Regions from separate parts of the Homo sapiens genome. Here region 1 is linked to region 2. A link is a loop called in an ENCODE intact Hi-C map of the cell type or tissue named here. Cell type or tissue: chondrocyte. All regions are shown on one strand. Each heading gives the region's core, and the rest is flanking DNA. Links, peaks and the distances in the headings are about the cores only.

The links. Peaks named below come from ENCODE experiments on the same cell type or tissue, not always from the same donor. Only the 100,000 strongest peaks of a DNase experiment are listed, where the experiment ranks them.
Region 1: it touches region 2 in a loop (6-fold over the local background); 91 of 110 quality-filtered maps call a loop at or near these places.

What each region holds. Positions count from the first base shown.
Region 1 is chr2:164,730,145-164,746,664 of GRCh38, reverse strand. It overlaps COBLL1 (cordon-bleu WH2 repeat protein like 1), which reads left to right. Exons shown (of 14, transcript NM_001365672.2): 3 at 2,790-2,978. It also overlaps the pseudogene LOC124906197. Among named protein-coding and RNA genes, the nearest start is that of SNORA70F, 51 kb to the right of the region's middle. In chondrocyte, for the core only: CTCF peaks have their summits at 8,872 (motif pointing left) and 12,034; no DNase peak of the experiment used is centred there.
Region 2 is chr2:164,904,849-164,921,368 of GRCh38, reverse strand. SLC38A11 (solute carrier family 38 member 11) reads left to right here. Exons shown (of 12, transcript NM_001351537.2): 8 at 5,396-5,466; 9 at 6,096-6,257; 10 at 9,621-9,733; 11 at 12,598-12,729. Among named protein-coding and RNA genes, the nearest start is that of SLC38A11, 42 kb to the left of the region's middle. RefSeq lists an enhancer at 7,909-8,425. In chondrocyte, for the core only: a CTCF peak has its summit at 7,560 (motif pointing right); no DNase peak of the experiment used is centred there.

The sequences.
Region 1 (16,520 bases), core at 5,573-13,572, 180 kb after region 2:
GTTTGTCAGAATGTAACCTCGTCATAAATTGAGGGACATCTGGATTTATGATGGTTTGAATTATGATTTTCTGATTCTGTGATGGGTTTATTGGGGGTATTTGGTACATTTTGACTGATATTTTCAATTTAGGGTGGATTTATCAGGTTGTAATCCCATCGTAAGTAGAGGAACATTTGTATAGCACTCCAGATCTTTTCTGGTTGAGGCAAGAAACCATTGGAGAATGTGAGAAGTGAGGCAGTGAGCTGACTTGTATTTTATTTTATTATTTTATTGACTTATTTTTCCACACATTCAGAGAAACTTCTCTAGTAATGAACTATAGAAATGACCCCTGAAAGTTTAGTCTTCTAACTTGTATTTTAAAAAGATCACTCTGGTTGTTTCGTTGAGACTAGATTATGAAGTGACAAGGTTGGGAGCAGGGACACCAGTTGGCAGCTTGAGCAGAGGTATTTGGTGATCCAGGTGGTTGGTGGATTCTGGGTCTATTTATGATATAGAGCTGGCGGAATTTGTAGATGGATTAGATGTATGTTTATGAGAACAAGGATTTTTGGTCTGGACAAATGAAAGAAATGTGATTGACTGAGATGGGAATACTTGGAGAGTCTTTTTAAAATTCATTTTTGTTGCTATTACCAAAGTTACTTTTTCTTTCATTGTACTTTCTGATGAGTTTTTGCTGATATTTAGGTAGGCTATTGACACTTTCATATATGAACTTTGTGCCAACCTACCTTACTGAGTTCTCTTACTTATAAAATGTTTCAGTCGATTCGCTGATTTCTCATCTCTTTTGACTTCTCTGTGCAATTTTACCAAACCATTTAATTCCAAAAATTACCATTTTCTTTTATGGTTCTATTAACTTTCCTCTGCCAAAAATATCAGTTATTTCTTGCCTTTTTCTGTGTGTTTCTATTCATTCTCCAAAACCCAGCTCATGTTTCCCATCTGTAAGACATTTCTGGATTCCTAAGAAAGTTGTGTTTTCTTCCTGTGACCCGCAGCTGCACCATCTGCATACCTGTGTTAGAGCAGTCATCAAACTTGATGGTAATTTTGCCTGCCTGTCAATCCTTTGGGGCGATGAACCCTTCAGGAATAGGAACTGAGTCTTACTCATCTTTACCTTTCCTGTGTTTAGCTGAATCTGCTCTGATAATTGTCTGTTATAAAATAAATATTTGTTATACATGAGTGGTTAATTTCCGCAGATTTAAAAATTGAAATTTGAAATTGGGGGGCATTCTTCTTTACAGGGATTTTCATAAGCTTTTATTCATTGTAACAGTTTTTTAAAATGTAGTTTTGTTGCTCTTGTAAAATAAGTCTTTTCTGAAGTACAATATGTTTCTATTATTATACCACTAAGAGTTAAGGGCTTGTTATTTTAGTAAATGAATGTACATTGTAGGAACCTTGCTTCAGTCTTTTCACGATGAGTCATATGTTAAAGGAGTTGGAGTTGTGAGACCTTAAATTTTGAAAATACCGAATAGGTGGATGTTATATATTTACTTATAAAGAAGCCTTTTGATCCTGTTTGGTTCTTATGTTTGCCTAGCAAGTAAGGATGGGAGGAATTGAAATCTGTATTTTTCTGAGTGGAAAGGAGTAGTATTCATTTTTCTAAAACCAATTAGCCTTTTATAAAGGTAATAGTTTCAAAAACTTTAATTCACAGTGTTTTAAATAAAACCATAAATATGTCATTACTTATAGTTTATTTTCATATTTTATTTTTTCAATCCATCAAATCATTGGATTGGCCTATGTAAGTTCAGAATGTCTACTATTTCTGTTATAAGTTAGTTAAGAGGTTGTCTTAGTGATGCAAAAATATTTATTAGAAAATTATTAGTAATGTTTTTCATTGAAGCAGATATATTATTTATCAAACAACCCATCATAGTTCATTGCTAGGTACAGTGGGAAATAGCCATCTATGTGCAGTGGGAAATACAGCCATCCATACCATGCGGCTTTCTTGCTTTCATTCTTTGAGATAGGGTCTCACCATGTTGCGCAGGCTGGACTCAAACTCCTGGACTCAATGGATCCCCCCACCTGTCTGCCGAGTAACTGGAATCTCTGCTGTGTGCCACCACATCTGGCTAGCATGCTTCATGCTTCTTTTTTGCAGGGAGTTATAAATGTAGGTAGAGAGTTGAAACTGGTACCCCCCAAAAGATCTAAAAAGTTACATCTATGGAATTGGTATGTGCTATATCAATTCAAAGAAGGAAGAAATTCTGTGGAAGGGGTAGTTTGGGGCAAACAGGGTGAATTTAACTAGTCTCTGAAGGATAAGGTAGGGTTTGTCTGAATCGAGAGGTGGAACATACTACATCGGAAACAAATAGGATGAAGGGCCCAAAGGTAAGAGTTACTGTGAAATGAGAGTGAGATACTGATCTCTATCCTGAAACATTAAGGATTTTTGTAATTTATCTAATCAAAGAAAATACATTTTCCTCTTGACTTGCTATAGTGAACACACAGTAACTAAATTTAATAGAGGCCAATATAAAATTTCTTTATCATGTTTCTTTTTATGTCCAAGTAATGTAGGCATAGTACTCAAAACAAAACAAAATGCTGACTGGAAAAGGAAAACAAAATCCTAATTCGACCATCCAACACTAACAGTTAACATTGTAGAACATTTTTTCTAGATGTGAAAAACCACTACTAGATCATATTTATAAAAATACATCATATTAAAAAGTTACCTTAAAAATAAAATATTTTGTATTTTTTGTGTTTTCTTTATATTTTAGGAGAAAACCAAAAGCCAAGGCACCACTTCCTCCAGCTGAGACCAAATATACTGATGTCTCTTCAGCTGCTGATTCTGTAGAATCCACTGCTTTCATCATGGAACAGAAAGAAAACATGATAGATAAAGACGTTGAACTCTCAGTGGTCCTACCTGGGGATATTATCAAATCTACTACTGTTCATGGCAGGTACGCTGGAGTAAATGAAATATCAGGACCTCCCCTTCTTATTCCACCATTGAAAGTCTCTGTGATATACGTCTTGATGTTTGTTCTTTGACAAAACACTTCATTTATCACTCAGTTTAGTTACCTGTTAAAAAAAAAGACTGCTAAAATGGTGTTAAAAATTTTCTATCAATGTTTTAATATCAGTGCTATGAATTCCACAAACCCAATTAAATGACTCTTGAAATTTGGAACCCTTTCATATCTCGTTAGTTATTTAACAAGTTTTTAAAAATAAGCCTTTCCTGGAGGAATGGCCATTAGTTATATTGATTTTGTAAACCAAACTTACAAAACAAGCCCAGTGACCCACAGGAAAATCCTATCCTTTTCTTCTCAAATTGTTCTTCCCACTTTAAGCTGCTTCTTTAAGTTTACAAAACTCTTAATTTTAAGAGTTTTATTACTCTTAAAATGTAATACTTTTGTATGTATCAAAACAGTTAAATCTGTCTGTAAATTAATTGGCAGTTTTTTTATTTCATTGAATGATTTAATTACTTTATTTAAAATGTGGGTGAGTTAAGTAGAAAAGTAAAATCAAACTTTATCCCAGCAAAAAGGAAAGATGTGATTTAGAAGACTGGTATTTTTAAATACCTTTGCGAAAATTGGAAAAATGGAAAAAAGCCAAGTGTAATTTTCCATTTCACTTTGAAGTGGAAAGTTACATGAACTATAGACTTGGTCTTGTTCTTTCACCTTCAACTGCCTATTTGTTATCAGGAATCCTGTTTTAGAAATTTAAGCTGTTTTGACCTTAGCTCGCTCGCTCGCTCTCTCTCTCTCTTTCTCTGTGTGTGTGTGTTGTGTATAAGGAAAAGAATATATTGGGTATTGCATTCTTATAATCTGGTTTTGTCTAGAAAAACTCATTCAAGGTAACCTTAATTTTAAGATTTATCATTAAAATCATGTGTAACTTTACAGATTATTTAAAGTAGATGAAAACAAAATAGTTCAGCTTTAGCAAATAATATAGTATTATTTAACTCTGATTAAATTTGAGGAAGTTGCATTTTGCCATTTATTTTGTATTGAAAGTCACTTTGGAGATCACACATTGAACCCTATTTATGAGATTGAGAAAATTGTCTGTGGTAGGCTCCCACCTGCAGCTGTGGATGGCCTCGTATGTGTGAGAAAGACATCTTGAAAGTTAGAGACAATGGCCATTATCATCAATTCTTGAAATAATATTACTCTGGTTTTAAAGGGTTAATGGATCTGGCTGGGGGTAATAAAGGCAATTCCTTTTTTATTTTTTTTTAATTTTTCCTGAATTCAAAATAAGAAAAAAAAAGTCAACTTTTTTTCTAGTTCTTCAGGGTTTCAGGTGATGTTGGTTTCATCACAAATACTCTTGAAAATTTCTTCTTAGGGATGTAACAGTCATCTCTTCATATTGCCTTATTCTCTGTTTGCTATCATTGCACCTCTGGGTTCTTCAGATTTTGTTTTTTAAACCTCAGTGACTTTAATATCAGAAGCGTGTTTTTTCTCTCCGTCCTGTCACCCGTCATAGTTATTTTAGACTTTTCCACATGCCACCCCGAGTTAACTTTTCTTCTGTTTCCTCAACTCTGGAAACCGAGATCCATGGTCAACTTTCCTGTTTCCACCAGAGAATGGTGGAATCTCATCACTTTAAAACGGTTCCATTTCTGAGATCTTAGGGTTCCTTATTTGAATACCAGCTTTTTAAACATCTAGCTTATCCACTTTCTCTTTAACTGAATTAGTTCTTCATCCTCCTCAAGTCTAATTTATGACTGTTCTGTAGGATGCTGCAATTTTCTTCATGTCTAAATTTTCTTCATATGTATTTTTTCTTCATACCTGATAGATTCTGCATCAGATATTTCACCTACATTTGTACTTACAAGCACCCTAGATTTTTCCCACCCTCCCTCCAGCATGTTTGCCCCCTCAGGTCCCTAAATCTGAGTAACTTTCCATCAGTCAGCTTTATGTTTCTGGGCCACCAACTGTTGTTGAATTGCTGCAGTTTTTTAAATCTATGAAAATGTATTATAGCCGAATTGATAGGATTAAATATGATTAAATGAAATACTATCAGGGCTTGGCGCCTATTGGCTTTCTCTCTTTTTTTTTTTTTTAATTGGGAACTGCTTTTCTTAACCCTGGGCTCTCTTCATTTACCTTGCACCCTCAGATTAATCTAAAATGCCTCTCTGTTTGTGGTACTACCTTTGATAAAAGACTGCAGGACAGCAATTCAATGTCAAATTAAAGGAGTCCAAACTACCTAGCCTGGAGATTGGGATACCTTATTTTCTCCTCCAAAATTAAGTAGGCTTTTCCTTCACCACCACTCTCCTTCCTTTGTGTATCTTTTTTTTGTTTGTTTTTTGAGACAGTCTTGCTCTGTTGCGCAGGCTGGAGTGCATTGGCGGGATCTTGGCTCACGGCAACCTCCACCTCCCGGGTTCAAGCAATTCTCCTGCCCCAGTGTCCCAAGTAGCTGGGATTACAGATGAACACCACCATGCCCAGCTAATTTTTGTATTTTTAGAAGAGATGGGATTTCACCATATTGGCCAGGCTGGTCTCGAACTCCTGACCTCAGGTGATCCACCCACCTCAGCCTCCCAAAGTGCTGAGATTACAGACATGAGCCACTGTGCCTGGCCCTTCTTTGTGTATCTTAAGCTTCACCACATGCCTCTTGCTCTTCCTTTGTTCTTCTACAAATACTCTATTTCTTTCACCTCAATACGTTTATGAACTTTTCCCCCCCTCGTGTAACTCACTAGCCTCATTTTCTCCAGTTAGTTTATATAGCTCAGGTGACATATTTTATATAAAGGCTCCCTGATCTCCCCAGAATCAGTGATTAACTCTGGCTTCCAAAATCTTCCGACACTTTATATCATATTTATTACATATTGTTCTATGCTGCAATGTATGTGTAGGTCTTACCTTTTGAAGAAACCACAGAGCCATGAGAATATCATTACTTTTCTTTATAGTGCCTAGCACAGTTTCTTGCAATGTGGTAGGCATTTCATGAATTTATCAAAATGAATATTGTCTTCCTAAACCCTTATGTGTAGATGGAGGTAGCAACATAAATGGTATGAAGAAGCACTTGGAATGAGTCCTAGTTGTTTACCCAGAATCTTTTAAGTAAAGATATTTTCTCCAGGCAGAGAGCAAGGTAGGAATGGAATGCCCCAAATTCTGATTCCTTTTTAAATTTTGTTTAGGGCTGAAGAGTTTTTCTGAGAGTAGAATTTATATCAGTGTTTTTGTTTGTTTGTTTGTTTAGATGGGGTTTCAGTCACACAGGCTGGAGTGCAGTGGTAAGAGCTGGACTCACTGCAGCTTCTGCCTCCCAGACTCAAGCAATCTTCCCACCCCAGCCTCCCAAGTAGCTAGGACCACAGGCGTGTGCTACCATGCCCAGCTAATTCTTGTATTTTTTGTAGAGATGGGATTTCCCCATGTTGCCCAGCATGTATATCAGTGTTTTTACTATGGGGTTTCATTTAGGGACTTTGTTCGCAGTAGTTTTATAATTCAGGCATGACTCATTGATGCTATGACTAATTTTCTATTTTAAGTGTTTGTGATTTAAAGTAGTTGTGTGATTCTGAATATCTTAGGAGTGTGATTCTGGGATATCTTAATGCGATCCAAGATGTTTTAGAGTTTGACTTGATATATCTTAAAAGTGTGACTTGGGATATCTTAATAGTGTGATTAGGGATGTCTTGAGTGTCACAGCTGCTGCTGACCCATTGTTTCACAAAACTGTTTAACAACAAAAAGAAATGTTCAAATAGAAAATTATGTACTACTACTGAAAAATGTTAACTACCTAATGGGAAGACTCATAATGACAAAAATAAAATTTCTTCATGGCTTTGTTACTACCATATAAAAGGAATATGAAAAATCTCAACAGAATAATACAAGAATTTGGTGGAGGTAATTTTAAGTGTGTGAGAGTTTCTTAGATAAATAGAGTTCTATATGTAACTCTGAAAAGACTTCAATGCAGTTTTTTGAGACCATGCTTTCTGAATTTGTCTGAATATTTCTTGTATATTTATTTTGATAGTGTAGTACTATTTCTTATGCCTTTATTGTGAAGAATACTATCAATGTTTGACGGAAGTACAGATTTCAGAAACTTATATGCCTCAGTTCACTTTTCAGAAATAAGTTTCCCACTCAAAATGTGTTCTTGGGGAATATTTTTGGAAAGTCCCCCCATAGATCTCATGCACAGGTGGGCTCAGGATGTTCTATTTTGGGGAATGTGAGTGCACAGTGGTATCTTCAGAAGAACGCACTTGTTTGTACATTGATTTTCACCAAAGAGCTTGTTCAGATTAGGAAACACAGTGGGGTTGGCGGTGGTCACAGACTTTATGCTCAGGGAGAAACTTATTATCCTGAATTAGGTTGGTAGCCATCTGCCAGCTCAACTATTTTTGGTACCAGAACTTAGTGATGCCATCTCTTTAATGACCAAAAGTCACCATGTCTCTACTATCTTGCCTTTGTGAGGCTCTGCTTACATTGGGCGGGGGTTGCCATGCTAACCTGAAAACTCTTGGGCATTTCTGCATATCCTAATATCATGGATGGTTGGACTGAAAGAAGGAGGAATTAAAATATTTAATTTATATATAAGATACAGTGTAGTATAGATGTATGTGTGTGTATGTCTATGTGTATGTATGTATATATGTTTGCACACATATATAAATGTGTGCGTCTGTGTATAGACTGTGTATACCAAATCCAAAATCTCAAATGCTTCAAATTCCAAAACTTTTTGAGTGTGAATATGATGCTCAAAGGAAATGTTTATTGGAGCATTTCAAATTTTGGATTTCCAGATTAGAGATGCTCAACTCGTGTAATGCAAATACTTCAAAATCTGAAAAAAAATGTGAAATGTAAAACACTTCATGCCTTAAGAATGTTGGATGAGGGATACTCAACCTGTTTCTGTGTGTCTGTGTATCATGTATATAATCGATAAACATCTTTTTCACCAGTCAAAGCAGTTCCTTGCCTTTCTAGAAATGAACATTAAAGGACTACTGTTACAGAACTCGTGGCTCTTCTTCTCAGAAAATGCTATACTTCACAACAGCATAAGCAGTGGTGTCTGCTAGTACTTGGGAAAAGTTAATTTTTAATGAAAGTGAGCTTATAGACTAAACAGATATAGAAACCACATAGAATAAGGAAATATGTGGGTACATTTGTATATGATCTGTATATGGTCTTCATCTTATAGTCGGGTATCAGCTTCATAGGTAATTATTCCTCATTGAATAAGTATTAGTTCCTTTTTCCTCTTTTCCCTTTCTCCAGGCTAAACTTTTAAAGCAAAATGTTCATTTTGGGAAATCTGAAAAGATTGACACGAATCCTTCTTAGCCTGTTGAGAGAGCATTCAATGGCATGCTATCACACTTTCCTACAAGAGGGAGGAAGAAATAAGCACCATTTATAACAGAGGAAGATATTTCTTTTACGCCCTTACCACAAATAGGAATTTGTTTTGATTGGAGCACATGTGAGATGTCATAATTGAAAACACAAAGAAAGCACAGAACTCCAAGCTAGAAGTCCCAACTAGAAGTTACAGTTTGTTCTAGACTTGCTGTGTGATCTCAAGCAAGTCACCTCACCTCTCTGGGCTTTTCACATAAAATAACCCAGAGACATGTCGCACATGCTTTTCAGCCTGATTTACCTGTCCCATAGCACCAGTTTACAGCAGAGTTGAGCCTAAGCCCGCGGTTTTGCCTGGCATAGGGTTGGTCCGCTGAGGAACTCGGGAGCATTTTACATGGATTACAGCGCCACCTATTGGGAAAAAGTAGACTATGAAAAATGACAAGATAAAGGGATCGGTGTGGGATTTTTGCTGAAAAAACGAGAGTAACAACAGTATGGATCTAGAAAAATTTCTGAAGTTCACGTCATATTTATATTTATTGAGAAGTGTCCAGTGATGACAAATGTGTGATAAATATATGTTTATAGCAGGGTAATTTTTTTTTAACTGTCAAAAATCTATAGGGTGGTACAAACCATGTTTAACTATATAAGATGCTTAAATTTTGGTTTAGATCCTTATTCTGCTGTAATTGCCTAAAACAAAAGTTGGCATTTTAACTGTGCAAGTACCTAGACATAACAGTACTACTTGAGTTTTTAATCGGTACTATTTGAGTTTTTAATCATCCTGTCATCTAGGTTCTGTCATTGCCCTCCCATGTCCCCCATGGCTCTGAGCCCAGGAGAATGTCAGCCTCTGTCACCTGCCTGCTCCCCTGGTTGGGAAAGGGGTGACAAAGTATTCACAAATGTCCTCAGAACATTGTTCCTGGCAGGGCCACCCTCTTCCCTTTGCTTTCCTGGCGTCTACACCTTATAATAATGACCCTTTTTAATTTCAGTTTTTTAACTTAATTTAATTTTTAAATTTTTCTAGAGACAGGGTCTCACTCCATTGCCCAGGCTGGAGTGCAGTGGTGTAATCATAGCTCACTGCAGCCTCAAACTCTGGGCTCAAGTGATTGTCCTGCCTTGGCCTCCCAAAGTGCTGGGATTACAGATGTGAGCCACCGTGCTCAGCACTAATTTTAGTTTTTAAATTTTTGTGATTACAAGTGCAATAGTTAGATGTTTTAGAAAGTTGGAAAATACAGATAAGCCAAAAAATTGTAAATGCAATTTCATTAAGCAGGCAGATTGCAACTTCTAACATTGCAGTGTCTAGCCTTTTATTCTTAGGCATGCACATATATGTACACCCATCTATATGTGCACTTCTTTTTTACAACAATATGGTATTATATTGTACGTGCTATTTGTAACCTGCTTTTTTTCAGTTAATGATTTCCATCTTTCATGTCAATAAAATGTTATCCTTTGTCTATATTCAAATTGCCCCAATTATAGTGAGATATATTTGTAGTATTTTTGTTTTTATAAGGGGCATGTATGTGTGTTTAGTAGGTGTGTTCTTAAATCACAATTTTTATGATGGTAATTATTTATAATTAGCTCTGAGTATAACACCTAAGATAAACAACCAGATAGAGTCCAAAGTGGTGACTTTCTAAAAATTGTGGGGCTTTTTACATTTAGTAATATCTATTTTTAGTATGTTAAGAACTTATCAGCTTAGTAATCTGACCTATTACTATTTATCTTCAAATCTTAATTTCATGTGTTATTTTCTTCAAAATATTTCTTATAGCATAATAAGCATTCTCAATTTTGAGAATGGGTCTATTTGTTTCGTGTACCTGGTACATTTCATTTCTTGCACACACAGAGAGAGCACTGCTTCATTCCTGAACTCATTACTGAACTACATGGGTTAGCATAAGATTGATAAACATCAGCAGCAATAGAGAATGTTTTAAAATTTCTGTACTATTACTGGTATGTGTAATTGGGTTGTTGGTGTGCACTTACAAGGTACAGATATGAAACTAATCCAGGGAATTGTTATTTATTTCTGAAAGAAGTGGGAAATCTCATAGGGATTTCTTCATTTCAAAGAAGAGCTTTTAGAGTCTTAAAAAAAAATCAGCCCTCTAGAAAATTATTATATTATCTTACAAGAGAAAAAATTCTGTAAATAATGTTAATGCAAAGCAGACTCTGCTGAGTAATAAAATAACCCAAAATTCAATGTGGTGTAATAATATAGAGGAGTGATTATAATGTTCATCCAATCCTTTTCCACTTTTAATGATTTGCCTCAGGTTTTAGATGGACTGCTCACGTGTGCTCCTGCCTTAGGAAACAGGAAGACAGGCATCTTTTCTGTGGTGATCCTGTGGTCAAACCCATTAGCCAACTGCCTTCAGGTGCATCAACTAGGGGATGATTATCCAACCAGAATTGTTATCTTTGGCAGAAGTAGTTTGGCATCCAGGTGGATAATTCTGAGCTCTATTCAAGCGATTATTTTATTTCCTGTGGGTGCACTTTGTGACTAGTTAACCCCAGCGGCAGCTCCATTGGAAGCACGACCTGCTTAAAAGTTAATGTCCTACTTTTGTAGTGTTATGACTCCTTTATGGTAAAGCTAGACAGTCAGTAATTCCCAACCTCAAAATCTTGTGGTCAGGGTCAGCTTTCCTGTGTTACAGTGCTGAATGCTGAGGCTTCAATTAAATATTTAAAGCATTCAAACTAGTCTGAGTCTATTTTTGGAAAAGATCTTAACCCTATTTAATGTTTATGTCTCACCTTTGTGTAAAGATGGTATGGCTTAGGCAAAACAAGCTTATTAATTATAAAAAACAACAGAGCTTTCACCATGTTACTTTTTTCTAAAGCATATGAACCTCCTCTCAACAAGTATGCTTTCTCATGTGTCAGTTGTATTAGTCTACTATGCATTTGAGCCCCTTGACTTTCAAGCAGAATTAATCACTGTTTTCTCTAAATTCCCCATTCGACAACAGCGACCTAGCCAGGTGCCTAAAGATTACTAAGATGTGGTCCTGCTAGAGGGGAGCTCACATCTATGTACACACAGAACCCAGTTAACTTCTTGAGGTCACTCTGCTGCTTAAGATCTAAGTAAGGCTGGCCTGAACCCCTGTTCCACTTCCTGTGGAAGGTTCAATGCCCTTTATAATCTCATTGTAAACTCCCAAGAGTTTTACGTTCTTGGGGTCACCTCTGGCTCTGACTTTATGCCTTACCACCTCTGGATTCATATTTTTCAGTTTCTGCTTTTGAAATTTCATCCTTTATTTGACACCTCCCAAGGCTACCAGAACCTTAGTGATGGCTTGTAGAGTTATAGTAAGCACATCACATAGCAAACCATTGAAATTTGCATTTTAGGTCTCCTGTTGGTTACTTTCAGCAACACTGCCACTTTGTCCCTCCAATCCTGCCCTCTTTCCACTGGCTAGCTCCTCTTTCTGTCTCTGTCTCCTTTCTGCATTAGCTTCAATCCTATCAGCTCCCTACAAAATGTATCTAGAATCTGAGTAGTCCAGGACACCACCATCTCCCACCTAAATTTTCGCAATAACCTTGTAGCTGCTCCTCCAGGCTATTTTGAATACAAAAACCAGAATGTAATCCTTTTAAAAAGTAGAGTAGATCACATCACTCCTCAGAACTCTTTGGAGGCTTTCTGTCTCACTCAGTAAAATCTCAAGTCTTCACTTGAAAGGCCTTTAAACACTACAAGATTATCACCCTGATTTCATGCCTATTGTTTTCACTAGCCGACTAGTTTCTGTTTTTCTTTAAACACTTAGAGCACATTCCTGCCTCAGGGTTTTTGTACTTGTCAAAGCTATCTTTCCGCAGATATCCCAGTCCCTTCAAGGTCTCAATTCTGGTGTCATTTTTCAATTAGGACATTCCTAACTTCTTTCCTTATTTTTTTTTTTTTTGTCAGAGCATGTAACACCATCTGATATTTTATATATTTTACTTGTTTCTTTTTTCTCTTCTCTCTAGATCAGTTTCATAAACTTCATAAACTACAGTATGATCAGAATAGGTTGGAGTGCCTGTCAAAGCACAGATTGCTCTTCCTCATTCCCAGAGTTTCTGATTAATGATCTGGGCTGGGGCTTGACAATTTGCATTTCTAACAAGTTCCCAGCAGATACTGATGCTGCTGGTCTATGTATCACACCTTGAGAACCAGCGTGTTAGAATTACTCTATCCAGTATGGCAGCCATTCACCAAATGTGTCTACTTATATTGAATTTAAATTAATTTGAATAAAAAATTTGGTTTGGGAGTCCACTATCCCAGTAACCACTGTGTTAGTGCAGATATAGAACGTTTCCATCAGTGCAGAAAATTCCATTGGGCATATTACTGTAAAACACAAACCATAGAAAGATCCACATGGAGCTTACTTTGGTGTAAGGAATCAGGTTAGATACACAACTTTTCTTTTTCATCCGATAGTTTTCCCAGTACCACTTACTGAAAATTCAGTTGTTTCCCCAGAAACAATTCATATGCAGTATTAAATTCACATATGTAGTTATGTCTATTGCAGAACTTTCTGGATTGCTGCATTTATTTGTCTGGCAATAGGAATATTTTCAAGACAAATTTGGCTTCTGAAATTATTGAATAAAGAATTGGACCTAGAATTATAAAATGAGAGAATAAACTCATAAAGAACTTCTGTGGTTTTCAGTTGCCTCTCAAAGAGGCATTTTTAGTAGAAAACATATAGGCAGTGTTGAGTGCAAAGGTCATGATATAGTCGGCAACTTTTTTCTCATGATATCTGATATAGTGTGTAAAGTTTCTAGATAAATAAAATGACTGAGGGAATAGGCCATTATGTTAATATTCTTAACCAATTACCCACACTATTTATTAGATTAGAAAATTAATTTATCACAGATAGAAATACCAATGTTTCTACACAAGGAATCAAATTGTTCTTTTTAAAAAAATCAAAAATGTATTTTAAATGTTTATATGTTTATACATAAACGATGAAAATTATGGCACAAAAATAGGGATAAAAACCAAACAAAACTTTAATAATTTTTTGTTTTGTGTTTTGTTTTGTTTTGTTTTTTGAGATGGAGTCTTTCTCTGTTACCCAGGCTGGAGTGCAGTGGCGTGATCTCGGCTCACTGCAAGCTCCGCTTCCCAGGTTCACGCTATTCTCCTGCCTCAGCCTCCCAAGTAGCTGGGACTACAGACACCTGCCACCATGCCTGGCTAATTTTTTGTATTTTTAGTAGAGATGGGGTTTCACCACGTTAGCCAGGATGGCCTTGATCTCCTGACGTCATGATCCGCCTGCCTCGGCCTCCCAAAGTGCTGGGATTACAGGCGTGAGCCACCGCACCCGGCCATTTGTCTTGTTAACTTATGTATTTCTGGCAAAGATTCAAAAAAACTGTATATTTAAGAAGTAAAAGATGTTGGAAGAATGAGCTTCAATGTTTTTACATTTATTACTTGACACATTTATATATAGAGAGAAAGAAATACAGTCTGCATGTATCATCATTTACTCATAGACAACAGCAGACAGCTACCCCTTCAGTTGGCAATGAAAGTTCTCTTCTCTTCCAGCTAAACTGCATTTATAATAGTATATAACTAGACATTACCTAATCCTTCTTAACTTTATTTACTATCAAAGAAAGTACTATTTCCAAGTCTAGAATTGGTATGTGCCATCCAATTGCTCTTGTAGAGTACCATATTACCAAAAAATCAACTTCCACAAGACCATTTTGCTAGTCTCTCTCTGGATGAAATTTAAAATGTCCTGTTTAAAGCCAAAACATGGGCAATATAGATACATTTATGGGCATAGCCTGTGGCTCAAAAGAAGGATGTAAAACTCTTAAATATTATGCAACCATCTAATAAAGACACAGGAAATGTATTTTGAGAATTGAAATGTATTCCTGAGAATTTTTTTTAAATTGAGGGACTTAGAACCTTTGATTTATTTATTTTTCTTTATATATATACAAGTAATAGGGTGCTACTTGTATGTGGGGGAGAAGGGATGTGTGAGGGACCGTTGAGAAACATACTCCTTATCCCATAAAGATTGGACTGGCCTAGGAGTAGGCAGCGACCACAGAAAGTAGAGATGGGGGCTGAACACGGGATGATCTGAAATCTATGTAACGTGTTGTTTGACTTCAAGACCACACAGTGTCCGACAGTGAATCCTTCCCCACCTCTGCAGGAGACTCCTTGTCTGGAAGAACTGCATCAGAGGCTGCAGGCCTGGGAGCTTACTAGGGGTGACGTGCCGTATGAAAACAGGTGCACTAAAATAAAAGTAGCATACTGAATGGTGGGATTTCTAGCCCCATTTCCCTGTCAAGTTCCCAAAAGCCAGTAACCAGGTTTATATCTCTAGTCAAGAAATTGGAGAATAACTTTTTACTGATATGTGCATTTCCCTTTCGAGGTGGGATGCAGATGGCTGGCTACCCGATTACCCTAAAGTGAATCCCATGAACCTATGCCTCCATCTGTAAAAATACGATGTACACACTGCGGTTTAGTGCCTTATTCTTAAGTGTGAACTAACAGTTTAGGATCACCTGACATTTGGGGAAAGCACATGATACCAAAGATTTTTTAGTGTGCTTTCCTTAAGGGATGACAGTATTAAGAAAGACTCAGAGACTATGTTGTTCTGTCAGTGATATGAATGAAAATATAAGTCTGTGTCAACAATGAGAATCTATGGAAAGGGAAGCAAAAAATTGGTAAGTATCCCTGAATTCCAAGTTGGGTATGAAAGTTTCTATAGAAATAAGTCCTGTATTACCAATAGTATTAAACATTCATTCATTATTTGAAATTATCTCATGCATTTACTTTATTTCAATTTTATGTTCTAGCACAAGAGCTGATAAGCGTTTTCTATCATGGGCCAGGAAATAAAAATAGTAGGCTTTGTGGGCTATGCCTATATAGTAGGTGTGGTCACCCTACTCCATTCTGCTGTTGTAACTAACACAAAAGCAGCCTGAGACGTTATATAAACAAACGGGCATGACTATTTTCTAATACAACTGTATTTACAAAAACAGACTGTGGGCCCATTTTGACCTGCACATTGTGGTTTGCTGACACTTGGTTTAGTTCATCCAGTAGAGTGTTAGATCTATGAGAACAGATATACTATAATACTTGTACTGTGATTCCAGTGCCTAGAGAATATTCATAACCTTTGGATGATTAAAGAATTTGTACTACACCTTTTAGGATTTTGTGGACTTCCTATGCAGATATTTACAGTCTGTTTTCTAAAGCCAAAAAGTGGTGGTGGTGGTTCCAAATGCTTCATTCTTATGAGAACTTTGTAACCAATTCATAAGCTAAAGACTGCCAATGTTATATTACAAATAATGTGTTGTGAAGGACTGCTCTTGGGTAAGGAAAGGACTCCTCCTCCTGAAATTTATAATTTGGAAACAATTTGGTAAAAACATAAAAGTAGTTGTTGAACTGACACTAGGATCTATGCTCTCTTGACTATCCCAGGACTTTTTAACTATTACAATTTTGTCTGTTTAAATATCTTGTAGTTCAATTTTTTTGGAGATTATTTTTGTTGTTGTTGTTGTTGTTGTTTTTATTGTTATTATTATTATGACAGGGTCTTGCTCTGTTGCCCAGGCTGGAGTGCAGTGGCGCGATCTCGGCTCATTGCAACCTCAACTTCCAGAGCTCGTGTTGTTCTCTGGCCTCCACCTCCTGAGTAGGTGGGACTACAGGCACACACCCACCACAGCAGGCTATTGTTTTTTTTTTTTATTTTTTGTAGATACAGGGTCTTGCCATGTTGCCCAGGCTGGTCTCCAACTCCTGGGCTCAAGCAGTCCTCCTGCCTTGGCCTGTAGCTTGACCTGTAGTTCAATATTTAAGCTGCTTTTCCAAAAACTATCTTGTAGACTTGTTTATCTATTGAAGACAAGCATTCTAAGAAAATCCTCAAAACAATA
Region 2 (16,520 bases), core at 3,897-11,896:
TTACAGTGAGACCCTGTCTCACAAATAAAATAAAGTAAAATAAAATAAAATTTATTAACTTGATTTTATGAAATCAAAGATTACAAATGGCTTTTAATGAAATAGAGTAGCCTCCTACCAAAACCTTTTTTATTTCAACCCTTTAAGCCTTATCTCTTGGCATTCACATCTCTATTTCTAAGTAATATGAGTCTAAGTGCCTTTTTTGGTGTCTCACTGTTATCTTCTCTTACAGTAGATGAAGATTTAGCTCTCTCAAGCTATCTTTCCTCTTCTTAAATACATGGAGAATACCACAACTTTTAAAATTAAGTTTATGTTTCTCTTCTTGTACACTTTTCCTTTTTTTTTTCTCTACAATTACCACTTGATTTCAGTTTTGTGTTTATCTGGATGTCCAGTTTAGCTTTTGAATTTGATCATTTTTGTTACTTCTTTTCCAGATGCTCAAACATATAATCTATAATTTTATTATTTTTCCTGAACACATCCATCCCAGAGCCTTCAGCTCTGCCCTCCATTCTAGACAGATTGCTTTCTCACTTTGCTCCCCCATGATCATCCTAGGACTTCCTTTTACCTCCTTTTTGTGTTGTATACCCTCTATCCATGATCCCAGATCTTCCGTTTTCTTTCCTTTCTCCTTTTGTTGGAGCATTCTCGGTAGCTTTCTGGTATCTCTGAGTCCTGCACACACAGGGGTTTTGTAAAGTGAATCACCTCTTTCTCATCATGAGCTCCCTCTACATGGTTGCAACATCTTCTACTCTCAATAGTCATCACAGAAGTATCCAGTTTCGTTTTCATAGAGTGTCTTCTCCTCGGATATCTCTTCTCCCACTATCCTCTCCCTCATGAATTTATTCCTCTTTTAAATTTCTTTAGTAGCATTTTAGTGGGGTCTTAGAAAAAAGAAAAGATAAACTTATGTGGCCCATCTACACATGTTTAATTGGGTGTCCAAGTTTAACTTTTGATTATTAATTTGCATGGGGGTTTAAGTTAAAATTCAAACATTTTATTTAAAATATATTTTCTGCCTTAGGAAAGTTATTTCTTTCTTCCTTCCTTTCTTTTTTTTTTTTTTTTTAACGGAGTCTTGCTCTGTCACCCAGGCTGGAGTGGAGTGCAGTGGGGCACAATCTCTGCTCACTGCAACCTCCACCCCCCAGGTTCAAGTGATTCTCCTGCCTCAGTCTCTTGAGTAGCTGGGATTACAGGCCCACGCCACCACACCCGGCTAATTTTTGTATTTTTAGTACAGACGGGGTTTCACCATGTTGGTCAGGCTGATCTCGAACTCCTGACCTTGTGACCCACCTCCCTCAGTCTCTCAAAGTGCTGGGATTACGGACGTGAGCACCACGCCTGGTCTATGGAAGTTATTTCATTTGGGCAGGGGGCGTACACTAGGCTGTAAATAGAATACCTTGCAAGGTTATATCTTGGAACATACACCCTATAGATAAGGGGGGAGTACTGTGTATATACTGTATACTATTTCTTGATCATGGCCCTCTGTATTCACAGCTTCTGCATGTGCAGACACAACCAACTGTGGACAGAAATATTGGAAAAAAATTAAAAATAACAATATGACAATAATGATACAAATTTTAAAATACAGTATGACTACTATTTATATAGAATTTACATTGTATTAGATATTGTAAGCAATCTAGAGATAATTTAAATTATATAAAAGTATGTGCTTAAGTTATATGCAAGTATTAAACCATTTTATATCAGGGACTTGAGCATCCATGGCTTTTGATATCCAATGGAGGGTCCTGGAACCAATCCCTCCCACATACCAAGGGACAACTGTGTATGCATGACCAATGTCATCTTCCAGCTTTTAGCTTACCTTTGTATTTTTAAATGTGTATATAAATAATTTTATCATATGGATGTTTTATATTTACCTTCCATTGATTTTATTGTTTATCTTTATTATAACTTTAATATTATGGGGTTTTTTTGAGTTTTAAATTTCTTTTCCTCCTTCAATATTTTATTTATTTTATTTTATTCATTTTGAGGCAGGGTCGTACTCTATTGACCAAGCTAGAGTGCAATGGGGTGATCATGGCTCACTGCAGCCTCAACCTTCCAAGCTCAAGTGATTCTCCCATCACAGCTTCTCGAGTAGTTGGGTGTATAGGCACACACCATCATGCCTGGCTAATGTTTTTATTTTTTGTAGAGCCTGGATCTCCCTGTGTTGCCCAGGCCAGTCTTGAACTCAAAGCAATCCTTCTGCCTCGGCCTCCCAAAGTGCAGGGATTTCAGGCGTGAACCATCATGCCCAGCCTCAATATTGTATTTTATTCTTTGATTTCTTTTTTTCTGTATTTTATTATTTGAATTTAAAAATTAATTTGGGGTAAATTGATGTTTATATGATATTGAGTCTTCCCATTTGTGTGTATGGATATGGTATATTTCTCCATTTATTTGTGTCTTTCAATAAAAGTTTAACATGACGTTAAAATCATGCACATCTTTTAAAGTATTTAGTGTTTTTGTTGTCACTGCCACTTAAAAAAACATTTTAATTGGTCATTGTTTGTGTACATCAGCCCACTTGATGTTTTCTGTGTATTGAACTTGTATCCAGTAACCTTGCTGAATACTCTTATTTTCCATATGCATAAATTTTCCATATGTGTAATTATGTTGTGTACAAATAATTTACACAATCTTTTCAATGATTACACATCACTTATTTTATTGAATCAGCTAGGAATATCAATAATATATTCAGGATGCAGTGATATTGAACATCCTATCTGGTTTCATCCCTTAAGTAGAGTATTTCTAACTTTTCACTTTTAAATATGCCATTTGCTATAGGATTTGGTGGACATTCCTTATCCAGTAAAGGAAGTTCTATTTTATTATTAGTTTGCTCACCATGTTTTTCAAAATAAATACTGAGTTGTATGCTTTTCTATATATTTTGAAATGGTCATAAGCTTCTTTCCTTCATTAATCTGTTAATGTGGTAAATTACACCAATATCTATTAATATAACAGCTATTAATAAATATTGATTATATTAATATTTTGTTATTAAACTCCCCTTGCATTTATTGAAAAAATATTCGTAGTCATAATTCCTTATCTTATAAATTGCTTGATGGCATTTGATTTCATATTTCAGCATTTACAGTTTAAAGTCAAAAGGTCTATAACTTTATGTTTCCATCCAGGTTGAGTATCAAAGTTTCAGCAATCTCATAAAATATACCCGAGAACTTTCTTCTCTCTCTTTTTTTTTTTTCCTGTACAACTGATTGTATCTGGAACTCAATCCTAGGCTATTTTATAAATGATTGGAAAGCCATATTCAATATCTGTTTCCTTCTCTTTCCCTAGATTTAGACATATGCATTTTCCTATCTGTAACATCTTTTTTGGCACTTTCCATCTTATAAAATCATCATCATTATGATGAACAGAGAAAATCCAAAATTATCTCTAGGTATTGTTTCACACTCCGGGAATATACCCAAGGAACCATATGGACCCAGGGAAAAAATTTAAATGGAAGAGAAAAAATGAAAATGAAACTTCTACATTTTATTACTAATATAAGATTTAAAAAGTAGGACACCACCACAATCTGTACTAGGGTTGGGGAGTAAGGGTGAATATTTTCCAAGTGCAAAAACCATAAGAGGGAAAGCATACCATTTAAAGCATATTGCAAAGTTAGAGAATCCTCAAGTTTCTACAACTGTTAGTGCTGCCTGACTGAAATCATTTTCTAAGGATCATGTACAAAATATGTATTTTTTCCACATTAACATTGGAATTTAACAGGTATGCTGCTTTTAATGTCGACTGCTTTTAGAGTAGTGGAGGCAGCAGGTGGCAGTAGTTCCCACTCCCAAAACTGGGAATTGGAGCAAGTCTTATAACAATCTGTGGCCTCTCTTGCAGGCCTGCCTTTCTGTGAAGTTTCTTTGTGTCTGTAACTGCTCGTTTCATATATGGGAAAAAGGATGATATAATGCATAAATCCCACAAAGTGTGGACAACAAACAAGATTTTTTTGTATGTACCTTCTTTACATAGAGGATGAATAAACAAACTTATGAAATAGATGGGTCTTCATCTTTAGAATTTCTGTTTTTTATTGAAAATACCCAGCGCCTTTTCATGCTTCCTAGGAATATCCCTGTTCCATTCTTCATGCATTGTTTTGAGTCTTACTCAAGCCTTCCCTTCCCAGGGAAGTTGGCCATACTTTTAGACTTTTTGCTGCCTTTATTAATAATGCTGGATAATAACATTAATACTAATAACTGTTTATTGAACATGTGCTATGTGATAAACTCTCTTCCAGAAGTTTTACATATTTTATCTCATTTAATCTACACAGTCACTTAATGAGTTAGATACTACAATTATCCCCAGTTTATAAATGTTGAAATTGAAGCACAGAGAGGTCCTGTAACTTGCCTAAAATCACACAGCTAATAAGTGGAAGGAGGCCAGAAGAACAATTTAAGCTAACTGACCTTAGAGCCTCTGCTGTTCATCATTATTCATGATGTGTTAGCCAGGTAGACCTATCACTGCCAATATCAAATATTTTAATTCCACTAGGATGTAGCCTGTTTCAAGCTGTTTAAAGTGCATATATTTCCAAAATTCCCTTGAGAAATACATCTACAGTTGGGAATTTGAGGCCACTGTCAGATGGTTCTGCCTGGAAAAAACATGGGAGTGAATAAACCAGGAAGATAAATCTCAACTTCTTCACTAATTATTTGTGGAAGCTTGGCAAGTTATATCACCATCCAGAGCTTGATTTTCTTCATGTGTTAAATGGTGATAATAATACTTAAGTGTTATTTTGAAAATTAAATGAGATAACACAGTAGAGTTTCTAGAAGATAGTACATCCTCAATTAGTATTAGTTCATGTTTACCTCTCTCAATAAATTTTAGTGCTGACTAAATTTTTCTTGGGTAGGTTAAGCCTGAAAAAAATAAGAGCGGAATGAACAGCAGTAACTGGGCATTGTTAATTTTTGTATCTCCCTCAAAAGGTAGCTGAACTGGTAGGTGCATAATCAATGCTGTCTGTTAAATTGATGAGCAAATAAACAAATTCACAAAATTACATAGTCTGGATATTTTACATATGTAAAAATAGAATTTGTCCAAGTATTTGACATACATTTTAGAGGACTGGGGTTAAGAGATAACACTCATGCTCCTGGGAAATTTATTCATGATTACACAAGATTAATGGGAGCCCCTTATTAATTTCTGGCTTAAAGACACTCAGTTTATATTTGTGATACCATTTCTTGTTATCTGATATACTGATGCTTGTATTTATTTAACAATTTATCAAGTTAACTGATTTTTCTTCTAGACCAAAAACAGAAGACGCTTGGGTATTTGCAAAGCCCAATGCCATTCAAGCGGTCGGGGTTATGTCTTTTGGTGAGTATTTGGTTTCAAAGGCCCTTTCTCAATGTGGAGTTCTCTGTTCCATGAAAAAGTGCTGTGTTTCATATTTATGTCTGGATAGCAGATGTCCTAAGTTTTAGACTTCCTATTAGCAGCATATGATCTAGTTTGTGCCAATATAAAATTAGGCTCAAACTTTTCTCACTCATCACTAAAATTTGCTTCAATTTGGAGAAATCTATTTCTCATGCAGAAACTCATTACAGTCATCTTGTTTCTTAACTTGGAAGGCTAGCAAGTGTTATGGACTTCTTCAAACCCTTTATTATGTCCCAAATGGCAAAGGAAGCCACAGGATGAAAACGATGGGAAAAAGATTTCCTTCAGATGGGAAGGGTCATTAGGAAAAGGAAAATGAGAGAGAATGTTGGACTGGCCTGGTTTATATCAAGAGTAACATGAAAAGACCACATAAGCCTGATGTGAATGAATGGTCTCATTTCTAGAACTATTAGAAAAATTATTTTCTGACATATTAATAAAGTTGTATGTTTAAACTTCAGTTCATTGGCATCTAAAGTAGTATATATCTCTGAATTTCAGAACTAAAAAAGAAAACCCTGGTGCTTGATTTAATAATGCTCTTTTTTTTTGTATTGCAGCATTTATTTGCCACCATAACTCCTTCTTAGTTTACAGTTCTCTAGAAGAACCCACAGTAGCTAAGTGGTCCCGCCTTATCCATATGTCCATCGTGATTTCTGTATTTATCTGTATATTCTTTGCTACATGTGGATACTTGACATTTACTGGCTTCACCCAAGGTAAAATGAGAGATTCAGTTATAGTGTTCATGTGCATTGGTACAGGTATACCGAATGTTCTACTCATTATTGTTACAGGTATGCCCAGTGTTCTATTTCAAAGATTACTCTCTTCCACCCATTCTCTCTACCCTCCTGCCCCCCTGCTGTCTGTTTCCTAGTTTTTACCTTTTTAAACTGCTCAATTTAGTTCTGTAGCCCATACTCTCTCCTTCCACACACTGTCACTTCCTAGCACATGATTTTTGGCTTTCCTCCACTGCAGCTTCATTTTCAAAGGTACCAGTGGCCTCCCAATCTTCAGAGCAAATAGCTTCGATTTGGATTCTCCCGAATCTCTCTGAATCACTTAACAATACTGAACTTCCTTTCTTTGCTCAAATTTTCCTCCCTTAGAGGAAAGAGTATTATTATATTATCATTGTTATTCTTTCTCTCTGTTAATTTTTTTTCTGTTTTCTTTTTCTTTACCCTCTCTAATCCCCCACTCCACTCCATCCCACACCACCCAGATAACGGGCTCAAGCATATTGTTTTCTCTTCTCTCAAAAAAATTTCCCGGTACTTTCATTGTTTTAATTCTAACCCAGACCTTTCTTTTTGTCTCCAACCTGCTGCCTGTAGGACGTTTCTACTCAGTTGTTCTATATTTGTCTTAATCACAAAACATCATGTTTCCCTTAAAACCAGACCTTTTCTTCCTCCCTCCAAAGATATTTCTCTCTTTTTTTGCATTCACCCAGGCCCAGCAACTGAGCAGTCCTCTCTTCTACTTCCCTTGACCCTTACATTCAATCATCAGTGTAGTGTAGTAGTCAGGGCAGTCCAGCAGTAGGCTGTGATTTACATATTTCACAGCTCTTGCAGGTCTATTATCTCATTGACCTTCAGACAACCCTTTGAAGGGAAGTGGAATAACTAGTTTTACCCCCTGATTAAAACACAAAGAGGTGAAGTAACTTGCTCATGCTGGCTGATGACAAACCAGAAAACAAGTCTTCTGACTCTTAAGTTCAGTTTTCTTTCCATCCTCTTTCTGCCTGCCCTGTTTTGGTCAACCATGACCCTCTGAAAGTTGTCCCTTTGCCTCTAGCTCCCATTAGCTTAGTTTTCTGAAAACCTGGGTGCTCTTGGGAGGATGGCTGCCTTATTCTGAACAGAGGTTACAGATCACTATGACTTTAGGCAAATATTTCTCAAGAAATGAAGAAAGATGGCTTCAAAAAATAATGATTAACAAAATTCAAATGCAGTCAAAAATATAATACATGCCTGTGCCACTAGAGTGCAGTAACAAAGTGACCTTGAAACTTCTGATAAGAATTGTGTTCCAAAGCATTTCTATGTATCACTATTGCTACATAGTTTGCCAATGCAAATGGCCTATGGGCTCTGGTCTGTACAGGACCTTGGTTTTTAAATGCCTTTTCTGTAAGACATAACCTTTTTTGTTAGTTACATCTTCCTGGAGTTTTTATCAGTGGTAATTGCTCAGATATAATTAAATCTTTATAAAACAAAGCTGACAGGTTTTTAATGCCGTTTTCCCCCTAGCTGTAATTCTTTAAAATACAACTTAGATTCAGGCTGCAATAAGCTGACATTGTTTCTCCAGGCCACCTCTCCTTAGGTAAATCTAGTCTAATTTGTGCATACTGCATTCTTCTTTTCTAACCTCTTTCAGTAGATAAATTTCAGCTTGAGAGGCGGTGGGAACTCTAGATTCTCCTCGACATTTCTAGTGACTTTCGAAAAGACAATAGGGCTCATTTTTTTAGTGGAGGTTAGTGAACGGGGAACTTCAGTCCTTTTTTCTTAGAGTGCTGGAATCTTTTCAGTCAACCTTGAAGCAGGTTTCTGCCACCTTACTTTGTGTTTTAATCCCCTCCTGCCCAAAAGGGATGTTCTAAAGTAATGTAGATTTGTTCTAGTTGATGGGGGGAGGGGTGAGAGCCACTTAAAGTAAATCTTGGGAAGAGGCAAATTATTTAGGATATTCAGCTTTGTAATGAAAAAAACAGTACAGAGGTATTATAGCTTTTCTTCTTTTTAAATGGTGTAGTATTGAGTATTGATCTTAAAAAAATTTAATTTTCAATTAAGTTTAATTTTAAAAAGGTTACCACAATTTTAACATTTAAGCACGTTATATACAGAAAATCAGCAAGCCCAAGTACTCTGTTTCGGCATTAGTCATTGTTATATTTTTATTTTTTTTATTTCTTCCATGGACTACTGTACAGTTGTAGGTAATTGTTTTTTGATGACATGACATCTGTGCCCTAGTTAGATCCCTGTATTTCTTCATAGACAGTTGAGAAATATAGTCTCTAAATAAGAATTGTTTCAAGGTATATTTAGTCCATCATCTAGTCTGGAACTTATTAAATTTAATGTTCTTTCTGGGACATAGCCATATTTTCACAGTTTTGAATCAGTGCATTTACACTTGGGCTCATGAGGTGCCATGAAAGGTAACATATGTTTGGAATTTCTCGCTGTGGCCCCAAGGTTGGGATGAAACCCTATAGCATGATACACAGGAAATTCAGCTCCCCAGATGTACTGGTTTACTCTTCCTTTCAGGATTGTTCTTGATCTAAGAATAGCATTTCAAAAGGAAATTTGTTTATTTTTAACAGACATTTTTAAAAAATAATGAAGTCACTTACTCACCAGAAACAAAGACCAGAAACCAGTTTACAAAGCCAGTGCTGAAGAATTTAGGGAGTTGATTCTGATGTAAGAAGACAATGGATAAAGTATTTTTCAGAAGTCAGTACAAATTGGCAGCAAATCTACCAAAAACAAATAATAAGAGAAAAACTATCAGTGATGGATTTATCTTCACATGTAGCATGTACTGGTTTAAATCAGTGAATAACTACATAGTTATTGAATTCAAAAACTTTTATTTAGACCTGGTCATCTATTCTCTTAATTAAATGAAATGAAGTTTATGGAGATTCACTTATAAGTCATGTGTTGCTTAATGACAGGGAAACATTCTGAGAAATGCATTGTTAGGTGATTTCCTCATTGTGCAAACATCACAGAGTATACGTACACAAATCTAGATGGTAGCACCTATTACACACCTAGGCTATATGCTATAGCTTATTGCTCCTAGGCTATAAACCTCTACAGCATGTTTCTGTACTGAATTCTGTAGGCAACTGTAGCAGAATGGAAAGTATTTATGTATCTAAACATAGAAAAATATATAGTAAAAATACAGCATTGTAATCATATATGTGGGCCATTAGGTGATGCATAACTGTAATATCTAATATTTAATTTATTAGATAGTTATCTCAAACATTTAGTATCTAGTAAATAAACTTATTTTATATTACTATCTAGGGGACTTATTTGAAAATTACTGCAGAAATGATGACCTGGTAACATTTGGAAGATTTTGTTATGGTGTCACTGTCATTTTGACATACCCTATGGAATGCTTTGTGACAAGAGAGGTAAGCGCGGTTCCTTCCCAACGCTTTACCCAGGTGATCTCTCTGCCACATTTAATTTAGGAAGATTTATAAATAATACAGTTTGGCAAATTCCCAAGGGCATGACAAATGGTATAATTTGTAAAATTTTCTTTTTTGACTCTAAAATGTCAGAGTTTAAAGATGAATTTATATTCAGATGTTTACAAGACAATTTTTCAAAAGTTCGGTTTGAAAATTAGGTTTGGTAGATTTGGCTTATATTTCTGTGAGCACAAATATTTATACAACTGCATTCCAAAGTGACTGCCAGCCTTTTGCGACAGCCAAACTAAAGTTGTTGCTTTTAAGGCATTCTTACAAAGAAATTAAGTATCAAGGTTTAAAACATGTTTTACAAAACTGTCTTTTTGCTTAGATGTTTTATCAGTCAACATGTATTAAAGGCACTGTAGAATCTACAGATTCTAACTGGTTTTGTTATTTTTTAAAAACTAAAATATCTTATATTCCATGGAGAACCAAAATTCAACTGAAACTTTTAGTTTTACAGATACATTTTATTTATGTATTTATACATGTAGACGTGTATATTTACAACTATACATAACATAAACTAATAATATAAATAATAACAAATATATAGGATATTATTTACATATAAATATATTGTATTGTCAAAGTCAGCTCTAAATTGGGTTATATATTCCACTTGTATTTGTAGAGAAATATTATCTGAAAGAGAATTCATTCTTTTGGTGTAAAATTGGATAACATGGCCTGTCAGGAATCCCTTATGCTGTCAGCTAAAAATCCACTGTACCAGTCGGCAGTAAAACATGATCTTGCTTCACAGTGGGTCTTTCAGGGACCACACTGAAAAGGGCTCAGTCATAGGATCTGTTCCTAGAGGCTGTTTATACAGTGCACCATGTGAAAGGGTCTAATGAGATAAGTGAAATATCTACAGAGCTTTAAATACACTAAATAATCAGCAGGCTTCTTGAGGCAAGCCAGGGCTTACTTTAAGTCAGTCCCAGGGATAAGGAACTGACTGCACGGGGAAACAGAAGAGGGAAATGTTTAGCACTGTGTATGTCCTTTACAACTAGCACTTCTCTCCCTCACACATGTATAACTCACAGGCCAGTTCTCTACCTTGACTATAAAGGAGAAATAGACTGAACTAATTTTTTTTTAAATTTAAGAGCCTTTCGAAACTTTACTAGCTATTGTCAGATGCAGGACATGGTATTATTTTAGCTTCTGCTCAGTACGTAGGTTCAAATCTAATCTCTAGATCAGCAAGTAAGAACAGATGGTGCATTCTCACGTGGTTGCTAGTAAACTGCCTGCCTGCAGACGATCTGAGTCACTTCACCTGCACAACTTCTGTGTTTAGTACTTGAAACTTGAGTTTCCTTTCTAGCTGCTGTGGCAGGAAGATAGAACTGAATCAAGATCTCTGCCACAATAGCAAATACTCAGCAGAAGAATGGTGTCTATAACTTTCCCTTCTCTTACTCTTCATTCTGCACACACACACAGGTACACACACAAATGTATGACTGACAAAAATATAATCAAACTGTTTCAATTCATAAAAGCACTAAAAAGGCTGTCTACCCTTAACAAATATCTCTTACTACCTGCCTCACTAAGTGATTTTTCACTCTCACAATTATATCATAGAGGCATCTGTAAGAATGGATCTTAAATAAGATAATACTTGGAGAGACATTACAACTTATGTTATTAATATCACCATTAAATTATTAGCAAAGTCATGGCAGTATGTGACACATGGGAGATGTTGCATATCCAGGCAGCACAGCTTAGAGAGATGGCTTCTTTATGATACCTCAATATCTGACCTTCTGTTATTTCCAACTCTTTGTCTCACTGTTCTTTTGCACAGGGTCACTACTTATTCAGACTATCTTCTCTTTATCCTCCATAGGTATTGTTCCTGTTATTACCTCTTTGCTCTTTTTCACGCTCTTGTCTCAGCCTATAATTCTGCTCCAAATCCTGTGCATGTTTCAAGCCCTACCTCAAACCAAGGTAGGTCAAGCATATTTCAGGGATGCTGTAAAGGAGATTACTGTAAGGAGACGGCTCTAGATACCTAAAGCTCCTTCTAGTCCTAAATTCTCCTTGATCTTTTTTGTCCTGTTATAAATTGATCTCTACTTGCTTTTTTAAGTTTCGTTGTATGCCTCCAAAAATTAATTCCTGAGAATAGGAATCATTTCCCTGACATTTTATCTTTGCAAACCATATCATAATATGGGACACATTAAGTCAGTAATTTTTTATTGCTTTCCTGATCTGAGTAGTCATGAAAAATGGTGATGAACTCTTGCCCATTTTTGTTGAGGAAAGGCAAGATAAAATAGACTTAAATTATAACAAATAGGAATTAGTTAATGCAGAATTAATTTCCTGTTAGTAAAGGATATTACACATCCAGTATTAATAAGGGAAATGTGACAGCTACTTCTTAGAGGCCATGCAAATAATCTAAATAGCATGTTTAGTTTGTTTTAGTAGTAACCTATTGGACTCAAGAAAGAAGGATAAGATAACTTTCCAAAGTCTCTCCTGTACTTGAAAGATACATGTATTGAAACATCGGTATGCCACACTATAGGTCTGTAATATAATCCACTGACTAATAGTTCAACAAAGAATACTTGTTATTGATATGTGTGTCTGTATGTAAGTAATTTGGAAAATATAGAACATTCCTAGTGACTTAAGATTTGATTAATAGCCTTGTTGGTAGTATTTTATATATTCCTAAATACTATTGTAAAATACTCCCTCAATAAATCCTGCATGCCTTTAAAAGTCCCTCTCAAAATAATCTGTTTATTCGGCAGGTAATTGCCAATGTGTTTTTTGGTGGGAATCTTTCATCGGTTTTCCACATTGTTGTAACAGTGATGGTCATCACTGTAGCCACGCTTGTGTCATTGCTGATTGATTGCCTCGGGATAGTTCTAGAACTCAATGTGAGTACGTGCAAAGATTTACCCCTTCACTCTAAAATTCTCTTTAAAAGATAATGATTACATTTAACATAAGATGTATTTTCCTTAACAAAAGTGTCACTTTTGAAGTGGAATCAAAATATGTTTGTAATAGTAAATATTTTCAATGATGATTCTGTGCACTTTGTGGGACTATATAGTTTTAAAGTAGTGGTTGTTTAGAGACATATGGGGTCGTCACAACTGGGTAGGCAGTGCTGTTGGCCTCTAGTGGATAGAGGCCAGGGATATACATCCCACAATGTGCAGGTCTCTCACAGCAAAAAATTATCTGATCCAAAATGTCAATTGTGCTGAGGTTGAGAAACCCTGGTTTAGAGTACTTTTGCATATCTCATTTACTATAACACATAAATGTTACTAAAAATAGCTATAAATTAAGTGGATTTGGACTTTGCTGAATAATAATATATCTAGTGAAATTTATGAGAAATATGAAAGGATTCAAGTTATATCCATTCACTTGCTATGACAAAATTTCTTTTTCTTTAAATATTTTTCTTTCTCCAGATCTTTCTTTTATAGTCTGCACTGCCATCAACCAAATAGAAGTCCTCATAATATCACAGTTGAATTAATCCCAGCTCTGTTTCAACTATCATGTATTTAAGTTCTGCTTTCAGTTTATCGGCATTTTCCTACCAGAGCAAGTATAAATTCCGTTGCTTCTACCATCTTGTCTTCTGTGTAAAACTATTTCCCATTTACTTCCCAAAATTTATGTTCAGCTCTAGTCAATCTAATTTTTTGGCCTGTGAATAAGCCATATCAATTCTTTCCATTATTCTTTGTCCTATCTGCTTTTTATTTCCGATAATGATTATTTTTCTTTCATTTCTGTCCAAATTTTACAAAAACTTTAAGATCCAGTGCAACTTCTAATTCCTTTATTCACATTCACTGATCATATATTTATTGAGTAATTACTATGTGCCACACAATAGAATATAAGGATGAATGCAATAAGAAAGGACCTGTGCATTCTCACAAATAAACATAAAAGTTCAACTGCAATATAGGTGATGAAGACAGAGGAGGCCAGGAACGGTGGCTCACACTGTAATCTCAGCATTTTTGGAGGCCAAAGTGGATGGATTGCTTGAGCCCAGGAGTTGGAGACCAGCCTGGGCAACACAGTGAAACCCCGTCTCTACAAAAAATTAGCCGGGTTTGGTGGCATGTGCCTGTAGTCCCAGCTACTTGAGAGGCTGAGGTGAGAGGATTGCTTGAGCCCAGGAGGTAGAGGTTTCAGTGAGCTGAGATGGCACCACTGCACTCCAGCCTGGGCAACAGAGTGAGACCCGGTCTCAAAAAAAAAAAAAAAAAAAAAGAGAAAAGAAGACAGAGGGAAATGGATGGATTCCCAAAACACATTTTTCAGAAAAGATTGGCATAATTTGGTGACACAGATTCCATTGGGAAGACAGGGGGCAGAATGACTTCTTGGTTGTATTTTGTGGAACTAGAATAATGATGTCATTTGCTAAGACAGGAATGGAAGTTGTTCTACCACTACAAAGTGGCTAATCTTCTACAATCCTTACAGAATTTCTCATCAGAATCACCCACCAGTTAGCACTTATTGGTCATGCACCACAGGGAGGGCAAACCCATACAGATGGGATCCCAAGTCATCATTTACTCGTTTCATTGAGAATTGAGGCATAGGTGAAGGTATTATTGTCAGTGCCCAAGTTACTATGTCATCCAGAGGCCATTTTGATTTGAAATTCCATACAAAGGCAGGAGGGAATTCAGTCAGGGACCCTACTGGGGACTTTCTTGTAAATGGAAAGTGGGGAGTAAGCAGTTTCCAAAACCTCAGGAGACTGGTAATTGTCTATTCTACCAACAGTGGAAGGAAAGCTCATAGGAAAGTAAGCAAGTGTCAAAGGTAACTTTTACCTTCTTCCCAGTTTTGCATAGGCCAAACACTAGTAGGGCCACTAAAAATCATTTCGCATACCAATCTTGATTTGTGTAGATGGATCACTACTACATTAATGCGCTGACTTAATTTATGTATTATCTCGTGTCATGTATTGTTGAAGCTGTCCATAAGCTTGCCTTACCTAACAATTGGTAAGCTCTTTGAAGACAAAAATACTTAACCACCTCCTCCCTCCTCCATAGTATTTGGCACAGGGCTAAGGACACAGTGCTGAAATTATTGCATGGGTGATTGCACCTTGGGACTACAGTTCAGGATCTATTTCTATAAATATTCTTAGACACAAGATGCTTTCTTTAATGTAGTACCAGGAAATGAAATGTTATAAAAAATGGTTGCTGTTGACAGTAGTAGTAATCTTTCACCTATGCTGTGGAGATAATCAACATAATGATTTCCAAGCCCTGTTTTTTCCTGTTTTATGAAATATCTTGTTTGAGTCCACAAATTTGTTTGTTGATATTTTAGGATTTTGTTGTAAGACAAAATATATTTATTATCTGCCTGAACATTCACTACATAGTGATAGCCCAACAAATTTTTTTTTGTTTTCAAGTTAATCAAGTGCACACATATTGCTCATTTTTCAGGAATGAGTTTTTTTTGTAAATCTAGCCATTACTTTCTGTAAAGTTAATTGCTAATCTCCATGGCATTTGCACAACAAAATTGTAGGCATATAATCATATTAAATATTCTCTATTATACTTATATTGAAAACTGTTTTGGTTAATACAGAATTCTGGTATTAAAGAATAATCATAGAAGAATACATTGTGAATATCTATTTTAAAGTCAAGATCTGAGCTGGCCCTGGAGGACTATTTTTAAAATTTAAAATATGATTCAAGATCTTTAGATTTTTTTAAAACCTGATTATATAGACATACATTAAAAATTAGAGTGCTAAATTGTCTGTTATGACCTAATAGCCCAAGACAATTATGCTAGTTTTAAAGCACTTTGTAAGAATTAATAAAATCTAGGATCTCCATTCTCAGACCACCTGAGAATAAGTGTTTTTCACATCAGTACGTCTTTTGGTGTGCGTAAGAACGTATTCAAATCTTTACTCAACTCCTTTTTGTGTGGACACTTACCATGTCTAATAGAGCCAAATCAAGCATCATGTCTGTTAGTAACTAATACACGCTGGATCATGCAACACTTTGGAAGTAACTTAAAGCATGCTGTGTTCTACTTCATAATAATAATGTGGGCAGGGCGCAGTGGCTGATGCCTGTAATCCCAGCACTTTGAGAAGCCAAAGCAGGCGGATCACCTGAGGTCAGGAGTTCAAGACCTGCTTGGCCAACATGGTGAAATCCTGTCTCTACTAAAAAATACCAAAAAAAAGAGAAAATATTAGCTGGGTGTGGTGGCACATGCCTGTAGTCCCAACCACTCGGGAGGCTGAGACAGGAGAATTGCTTGAACCCAGGAGGCGGAAGTTGCAGTGAGCCAAGATTGCGCCAGTGCACTCTAGCCTGGGTGACAAAGCAAGACTCCATCTCAAAAAATAAAAAAAAAGAATAATAATAATAATAATGTGAGCTACCATGTATTGAGTACTTACTCTGTACCAGGTGCTTTGCAGTATCATCTCCTTTTATCTATATTAAATTGACAGATGAAGAAACTGAGGCACTGCATGATTAAATACTCTGAGGTCATACTAGTTACAAGTAAAAAAATACAGATTTGAACACAGGCATTTGGACCCTAAAGCTCACATTTTAAATCATTACACTACTCTGAGATTTCCTAAGCATAAGATTTTAAATTATGTAAAATAATTATG